2 separate regions of the Homo sapiens genome follow, and region 1 is linked to region 2. The links are chromatin contacts, found by Hi-C or POLR2A ChIA-PET in ENCODE. All regions are on one chromosome and are shown on one strand. Each heading gives the region's core, a stretch centred on a gene start or an enhancer-like site at or near the end of the contact. The rest is flanking DNA. Distances are from core to core; before and after follow the strand shown. Region 1 has its middle 49 kb from the start of FRY-AS1. Region 2 has its middle 86 kb from the start of FRY-AS1.

The links. Hi-C counts contacts between places; a loop is a spot of excess contacts on that map. ChIA-PET counts read pairs that join two places held with the same protein, here RNA polymerase II (POLR2A). Pooled maps may share reads with other maps.
Region 1: a map of MCF 10A shows a loop between it and region 2 (5-fold over the local background). The contact joins two enhancer-like sites. A Hi-C loop is called at or near these places in 1 of 168 maps with a recorded cell type or tissue (MCF 10A) and 4 of 50 pooled maps. POLR2A ChIA-PET finds 5 or more read pairs at or near these places in 5 of 52 experiments (A673, MCF 10A, Panc1 and 2 more).

What each region holds. Positions count from the first base shown.
Region 1 is chr13:31,980,982-31,985,250 of GRCh38, forward strand. No RefSeq gene overlaps it. Among named protein-coding and RNA genes, the nearest start is that of FRY-AS1, 49 kb to the right of the region's middle. Within about 2 kb of position 1,755, at least 4 of the 41 ENCODE cell types and tissues checked have a DNase peak (open chromatin) inside an H3K27ac peak, as active enhancers do.
Region 2 is chr13:31,943,785-31,947,850 of GRCh38, forward strand. It overlaps the pseudogene EEF1DP3. Among named protein-coding and RNA genes, the nearest start is that of FRY-AS1, 86 kb to the right of the region's middle. RefSeq lists enhancers at 1,594-2,095, 2,096-2,595. Within about 2 kb of position 1,572, at least 16 of the 41 ENCODE cell types and tissues checked have a DNase peak (open chromatin) inside an H3K27ac peak, as active enhancers do.

The DNA.
Region 1 (4,269 bases), core at 505-3,004, 37 kb after region 2:
GTTCTAGTGGGAGTGACAGACACATAAAAATAATTATAATGTGATGTGTGATATATATATAAACTTTAGTGCTATTAGAACATAGGATGTGGAGCAAACTGCCTGGGGAAACTGGTAATGGTTAATCATTCACTCAATCATTTGATAAATATTTGCCAAGAACTGTCTGTGTGTAAGGTACATAATAGACACTCATTTATGTGATTATGAATCCCTCTAAGTAAGAAGTCTATATTTTTCTAGATTATGGGAGTTTAATAAAAGGTTTTTATAAAATTCCTTACTACATTTTCTTTTTGTCTTTTAATCTGGTAATTCTACCAGGATATGAAAGGAGGTTGATATAAAGAATAACTATTGGTTGCTAATGATTGTTGATTTCCTTTCAAAGTTCTTAAAAACTACTTGTTTTATAATTTGCCCTGGAATGTGAACAAAGAATAAAATTCATGTTATAGTTTTACAGTTTGTACGATATGCCTTTTACCTTTCTTTGGAATTTACCACTGCTTCCCTTTGTTATAATTCCTCCAAGACTAATAGCAGCATTTTCGTGATCACATTTGTAGTTTTTTTAGGGTGCTCATTTGTGATTTTGTGGGGGTCATGAGGACTTGAACTCAGAGTCCCAGGGTATTCCTTTACTGTCTCTTATTTATACTAGGCTTTTATTCCCTCTAACTCATGTTTGTTGTAATTTAAAAATAAGATTCAGTGATGGAGAAGAAAGACACAAAATATTGTGAGGAATTTAGTACTCCGACCTCAGTTCTGAATCCTTCCCTCCTCCATTCAGTAGATATTTATAAGTGCAAGCTTTGTTCCAGATGCTGGGCTTTGCACAGACCTTAATATTCCTTCGCTCTGCCCTCCTTGGATCCCCACTGCTACTGACCTGGTTCAGGCCCTCATCATTTCTCACCTGATCTTTTGCAACAGCCACTTAACTCATCTACCTGCCTCCAGCCTTGTCCCTCTTGCTCCATCATTTGCCAGGCAGAGTTCTCTGATGCGAAAATCTTACTCCCCTTCTTAAAACTTTCATCTGTCTACCACCTACAGGATAAAGCCCCAAATCCCCCACTGCTGGTCCAGAGCTGCTTAAGTTCCCTTCATCCTCCATGCTGTGTCTCCTGTCAGTGTCTGTAAAAGCTTCCATATATTGCATACTTGTTACATGCCAAATACTGAGTGACAGATACAACACATGTTGCTCTATCTGCAATGCCTTCCTTGTCCCAGTCCCTTCACCTAGCTCCTAGTTATTCTTCCAGACTAAGCTCATGTGTCACCCTTCCAGGAAGTGTTAATTAATACCAGCAACCGCCCACCCGCATCCCTTCCCTATATAGTTTGAGATGGGAATCCCTTCCTGCTCCCATGACAGCTACCTCTGTCACTGTCTTTACCACATTATTTATGTGTCTTTCATCCCCAGACTAGCATTGTCCATTAGGAACATAATGTGAACCACACATATAATTTTAAATTTTCTAATAGCCACAATAAAATGGGAAATATTAATTTTAATATATTTAACCCAATATGTCCAGTATGCTATTATTTTAACGTGTTGTCAATATAAAAATGATTAATGAGATGGTTTACATTCTTTGTTTATACTTAGTCTTTGAAATCTGATGTGTGTTTTACACAGTACATCTCACATGCTCGATAGCCACGTAGGACGTAGTGGCTACCATACTGGATAGTACAGGTCTAGACTATGACTCATTGAGGACACAAACCACATCTTGTGTCCCTGGCACAAAGCCCAGTGCCTGGCATTTAGCAGATACTCCATTAATGTGGAAGTAGAAGAGTAGAATGGAGCAATCTGCATCCTGTATAAAAAGTAAGAACAGTCTTTATTAAGGTACTTTTCTCTTTTGCATTTCCTTATGATCAATCTCTCCCTATTCTGCAAGGGGCGCTTTTGTTTCTAGACAGTTAGGTATATTGCAACAGAAATACAAAGTATAAAAAGGAATTCGTATTTAGTTTTCTGATATCCAAAGCTAGCCTTTGTTTTTAAGAAAGAAAAGAAGTTTTTCTGGATTTTTAAAGTTCCCATAGATATATCAAAAATTTAGACCTTATAGATTAGCAGGTATACTAACATTTATTTGTACTATTCAATATGTACAAGAAAGTCCTTTCACCTGTCCCCAGTGAAAATAAAATTTTGTGGTAGTATACATAACTATGTGTATAATATATAGTTATTATATATATAATATATATAGTGATATGGTTTGGCTCTGTGTCCCCACCCAAATCTCATCTTGAATTGTACTCCCATAATTCCCACGTGTTGTGGGAGGGACCCAATAGGAGATAATTTGAATCATGGGGGTGGTTTCCCCCATACTGTTCTCATTGTAGTGAATAAGTCTCACGAGATCTGTTGGTTTTATCAGGGGTTTCTGCTTTTGCATCTTTCTCATTCTCTCTTGCCACCACCACGTAGGAAGTGCCTTTCGCTCCCACCATAATTCTGAGGCCTCCCCAGCCATGTGGAAATGTAAGTCCAATTACACCTCTTTTTCTTCCCAGTCTCGGGTATGTCTTTATCAGCAGCATGAAAACGAACTAATACAGTAAATTGGTACCAATAAAGTAGGGCGTTGCTGAAAATATACCCAAAAATGTGCAAGCAATTTTGGAACTGGGTATCAGGCAGAGGTTGCAACAGTTTGGAGGGCTCAGAAGAAGACAGGAAAATGTGGGAAAGTTTGCAACCTCCTAAAAACTTGTTGAATGGCTTTGACAAAAATGCTGATAGTGATATGAACAATAAGGTCCAGGCTGAGTTGGTCTCAGATGGAAATGAGAAACTTGTTGTGAATTGGAGCAAAGGTGACTCCTGTTACATTTTAGCCAAAAGACTAGTGGCATTTTGCCCCTGCCCTAGAGATTTGTGGAACTTTGAACTTGAGAGAGATTATTTAGGGTACTGGCAGAAGAAATTTCTAAGCAGCAAAGCATTTAAGAGTTGACTTGGATGCTGTTAAAAGCATTCTATTTTAAAAGGGAAACAGAGCACAAAATTTCAGAAAATTTGCAGCCTGATGATGCAGTAGAAAAGAAAAACCCAGCCGGTGCGGTGGCTCACGCCTGTAATCCCAACACTTTCAGAGGCCGAGGTGGGTGGATCAGCTGAGGCCAGGAGTTCGAGACAAGCCTGGGCAATATGGCAAAACCCCATCTCTATGAAAAATACAAAAATTAGCCTGGCGTGCTGGCGGGTGCCTATAGTCCCAGCTACTCGGGAGGCTGAGGCAGGAGAATCGCTTGAACCCAGGAGGTGGGAGGTTGCAGTGAGCCCAGAGTGTGCCACTGCAGTGCAGCCTGGGCAACAGAGCCAAACTCTGTCTCAAAAAAAGAAAAGAAAAGAAATACCTATTTTTTGGGGAGAAATTCAAGCTGGCTGCAGGAATTTGCATGAGTAACAAGGAGCCATGTTAATCCCCAAGCCAACGGGGAAAATGTCCGCAGGGCATGCCAGAGGTCTTCACAGCAGCCCCTCCAATCACAGACCTGGAAGCCTAGGAGGAAAAAATGGTTTTGTGGGCTGGGCCCAGGGTCCCCATGCTGTGTGCAGCCTAGGGACTTTGTGCCTTGTGTCCCAGCAGCTCCTGCCATTGCTAAAAGGTGCCAAGGTACAGCTCGGCCCATGGTTTCAGAGGGTGCAAGCCCCAAACCTTGGCAGCTTCCATGTGGTGTTGAACCTCCGGGTGCACAGAAGTCAAGAATTGAGGTTTGGGAACCTCCACCTAGATTTCAGAAGATGTATGGAAACATCTGGATGCCCAGGCAAAAGTTTGCTGCTGGAGTGGGGCCCTCCTGGGGAACCTGTGCTAGGACAGTGCAGAAGGGAAATGTGGGGTTGGAGCCCCCACACAGAGTCCCGACTGTGGCACTGCCTAGTGGAGCTATGAGAACAGGGCCAGACCCCAGCATGGTAGATCCACTGATAGCTTGCCCTGTGCACCTGGAAAAGCCACAGACACTCAGTGCCAGCCCATGAAAGCAGCCAAGAGGGGGGCTATACCCCGGAAAGCCACAGGGGCAGAGCTGCCCAAGACTATGAGAACCTACCTCTTGCATCAGCATGACCTGGATGTGAGACATGGAGTCAAAGGAGATCATTTTGGAGCTTTAGATTTTGACTGCCCCACTGGATTTCAGATTTGCATGGGCCCTGTAACCCCTTTGTTTTGGCCAATTTCTCCTGCTTGGAACAGCTGTATTTACCCAATGCCTGTA
Region 2 (4,066 bases), core at 322-2,821:
GCACAGAATCTGGCCAGTTTTAAGCACGCAGTAAATGATGGCTATTATTATAATGCATTCCAGGTGCATATGTACTTCATTCTGTGTTTTCAGCGGGACTCTTAAAGACAAAGGCACACTATGCAGACATACCTGGTGTACACTCTGTGTGATAATAACACCTTTCCTTAGAGACTTCTATTTAATCTCATACATGCTCTTATGTTGGCCCCATGGTAACAGTGTGATTGAGAAAGACACACTCACCAAATAGTTTGAGCTTCTGCTTTCCTGATTGATGAATTTCTCCCAGTTAGCACCCAATCTTTTGTGCCTAGGATTCTATCTTGCTTTATATTTGAAAATTAAACACTGTTCTTGAAGTTTGGGTTGTAGGAATGTATGTTTTTTCCTCCTATTATATCATTATCTCAAACTTTAAAAAATGCTTTTACTTTATATTTCCTTACTAGAAAAAATGTATTATCATTAGGGTGAGGGAGATTCAGGCAGTCTCATGGGCTTTTAGAAATGGTTTCATACAAGTCACTCATTGTTTTGAAGTTCATGGTACATTTCAGCTTGACAAAGTTATTCTAGGTCCTGGGAGGGAAGTGGTGCAGATGATTCTCAGAACTGGTGAAATAACTTAATAATCTAATACATAAATATGATTGCTGGATTATAATTATAGTTATGATTGCTAGATTATAATGGTAACTCTCAATTGGGCATACTTGTAAGGAAAAATGCTTTTCTCTCCAGAAAATCTGTTGTGGTTTGGAGACCTGTTGCTGAAAGGGCATAAAGAGAACAAAACTTGTATTAGTGTGGAAGTATATTCTCAAGTTGGTAAACAGAACCAGCTCCTAAATATCAACAAATATTAAAACGTATTTAGCATCTAGGAAACCAAAATAAACAGTGATTTCTGAAATGACCCCTAAATCCCTTATAATGTTATGTATCTATTGATTCCAGGCACTGGGAAGGGAAAAGGCAAATCTCATCTCACATTGCAACCAGACAGAACACAAAAGGGGTGTTGTGTGTATGTGACAGAGAGAGATTGCTGATGGACATGGGCATAGCATGGCCATAGAAGCTATCTGCCAGCTGGAGCACAGCATGGCTGGGGAAGATGAATTATAGAGTGATGATTTCTGCACAGTCAGTTAAGGAAGAAAGTGCAGAACATTTCCACATACATAGAGCAAGAGGGAAGGGAGCAAAGGACATAAAAATGCAAAATCCAGGAGAGAGAGAGAGAGAGAAAGAAGCTGGATGATAGGACAAGCAGGAATCTTGAGTGAAGAAATGCTGGTTTTTCTTAGACCACCAAACCCATTGACCATTTTAGTTTAAAGCTAGGCAGAATCCCCGCAAGGATAATAACGTTGACTTTTTATTTGTGAGTGGAGGCCTGTCATTACTTCTATGGCTAAGGCTTGTTTTCTAGACCTCTGACTCCACTGCCAGGCAGTAGGAACTTCTGGAGAAGCTATCTGCCAGCTGGAGCACAGGATGGAAGGGGTGGGTGGCAAGCAACAGCGGGTTCCCAGCACTGCTGCCTGACACACGCCCACAACCAGTTCCTTCCTGGTCATCACCAGTCATCTCTCATCTCCCTCTTCCAGCCAACTTCCAGTTGGCGGCCAGCCAAATAAGACACTGACTAAAGAAGGATGTTCGTTCTGTGTTATGTGTATAGCTTGAAACTTAAAGGTATGAGGGAATGTAAAAATGCTTCCCCAAAACTGTTTAAAATCCGTAAGAGTTTGGGAAATTATACAAAAAATTAGACTTGTAATTTACGTAGGCATCTATTCTTGAATAGTGAACTGTGTTTGCTTTATGGTGTTGCACCCATGAAGCTGAAATTTCATGCAGCAACCATTACACCACTTTTGTTACCATCCACTCTGAGTCACATCTGTTCAAATTCCCCAGTCTTCTGCCAACTGATGGTTTTTTTTTTTTATCTCTCCTCCCCTGTGCTATTAACTGTAGAAAGGAGGGGCTACTTAGTAATTCTACACCTGTTAAAGTCCACGCCTATCAACTTGTTAAGCTTCCCAAACAAGTGCAGGGTAAAGCATGAGAACATCAGAGTCTGGGGCGGCGGCGGTGGCTGCAACGGTGGCTGTGACGGTGGCTGCCGCTGGGTTTGGCTTTCTGGATTTTTGTTCAGAGTCGCTAATGTATCCCCCACAATGGCAGTTGATGACAGCAATTTATATTCCAGAACGAAGAACAAACTAAATTCATCTCAAAATGATTATAAATCATCAAGAAGGAGTAGCCTGCCACCTGAACTACTCATAGGAAATGACATTAGAGGAAGACTTCAAAGAAACATTAAGAACTTGGATCCCATTCACCTGAGGCACCCGAAGAAGAGACCATCCATATTTCCAGGTAGGAATTGTTTACATTTATACCATCCAATTGAAACAAAACCAAACACACACACACACACACAGATTATATTTCCCTTGTTACAATCAGATGTTCATTTAAAATTAACTTGGGTTACATTCGAAGACTTTAAGTAAATAAACATGTCTGAATATAAAAGAATAATTGTTTGATCTGAAAGCACACTATCTTCTTCGTTTTATTTTCTTTATTGATTGTAACATCTTTAAGGACCTGTAAATAGGCAGCTATTTTATTATTTGTTGGCATCAGCAGGAATGTGGAACTACTTTGCTTGCAATCCTGAAGAATTCCATTGATGTATTTCATTCTCTGGCATTTTTTTTTTTTGCAATATTATTGGATTGTTGAGTGAAGTTGATGTTTGTGTGCACCAAAAATTAACACCATTAAACACTCCAATGCATGCTTCAAATTCCTGTCTTGCATCAGAGCCTAAAACCATTTGTAGTAAAAAGCTCAACTGAACAGTGTGGATGGTGAAATATATTAGAGCACAGGAGACATGGATTTCAGTCTTGATAAAGGGACTCTGATGTCTGCCCCAGATGTTTATGTGTGCATATTATAGATACGTAGATTGTCAGAGATACCTGTGACTGCGAACCTTAATTGAGCTAAGTGATCACTGGAGAGTATAAATTATATGAATTATATAGCCAATTTGGTTTCAATACTATTTGCTTTGGGATTTCCAGGAAAAACTGAAAGTGGCCTTTTTGTTATGGCTGATCGATTTATTGGAGCCTTCTTTATGGGGGACAGATGAGACTAAATTATTTTTTGGTTTTCTGTATTCATAGAGTTAACCCAACACTTAGGGCTAACTCTATGAATGTAGGAAGCCAAAAAATAATTTAGTCGAGTTTTACTTCATAAAAATTATATGGACTACCCAAAACAGCTGACTCTTTATACTGCTTTTGGAAAGCGAGAAGATAAAGATGATTTAGAGATGTGGGACTCAAAATTACATTTCTTAAGGAAGCTATTTTAATAAATTTCTTCAGTTCAGTGATATTGCCCTAGTGTCACACTCTTCTGCAGAAAAGAAGCAAAACTCAGCCTGGAGTGGGCCAGAAGGTGTCAGTGTGTGAGTGTGTTAGGGGGAAGGAGAGGGGGATGGTATGAAAAGTGCTGGAAAGAGGAGCATTTGGGTGCCTGAAGTATTTCACAGAGCACAGTCACTTTCTGCCTGTTCGCTTGGATCTCCTAAGGGTACCAAGGAGCTCAGGCCTGCTGTGTTTCCTAAAACTACATGGTATGATGTACTTTCTGATGAATTGGTTCACTAGCCCTTCTTCCAGAACCTTCTTGCAGAGCAGTTCTTCACCTTTTGCTTTTTCTTCTCTTAACATTATTCTTTGGTTAATTATGTCTGGATTCAGGTACCTTATAATTCATCCTGCACTTCTCTGCCACCACCGACATAGCCCCACCCCCATACTTCATGGCCTTCTTCTTTCCAAACAACTGGATCCAGGGGAATGCCTCACTCCTGCAGCCAGCATTCCTGCTTTGCCCTCTCGTTCTATAAGGTCATCTGGCCCTGGCTGGTAGCTACAGCCACAAACTTATGAGAAGGCCTCTTGGCTTGAATCTTACATAAGTTGTCCTTTCTAAGATCTTGAGTTGACATAATTAATTT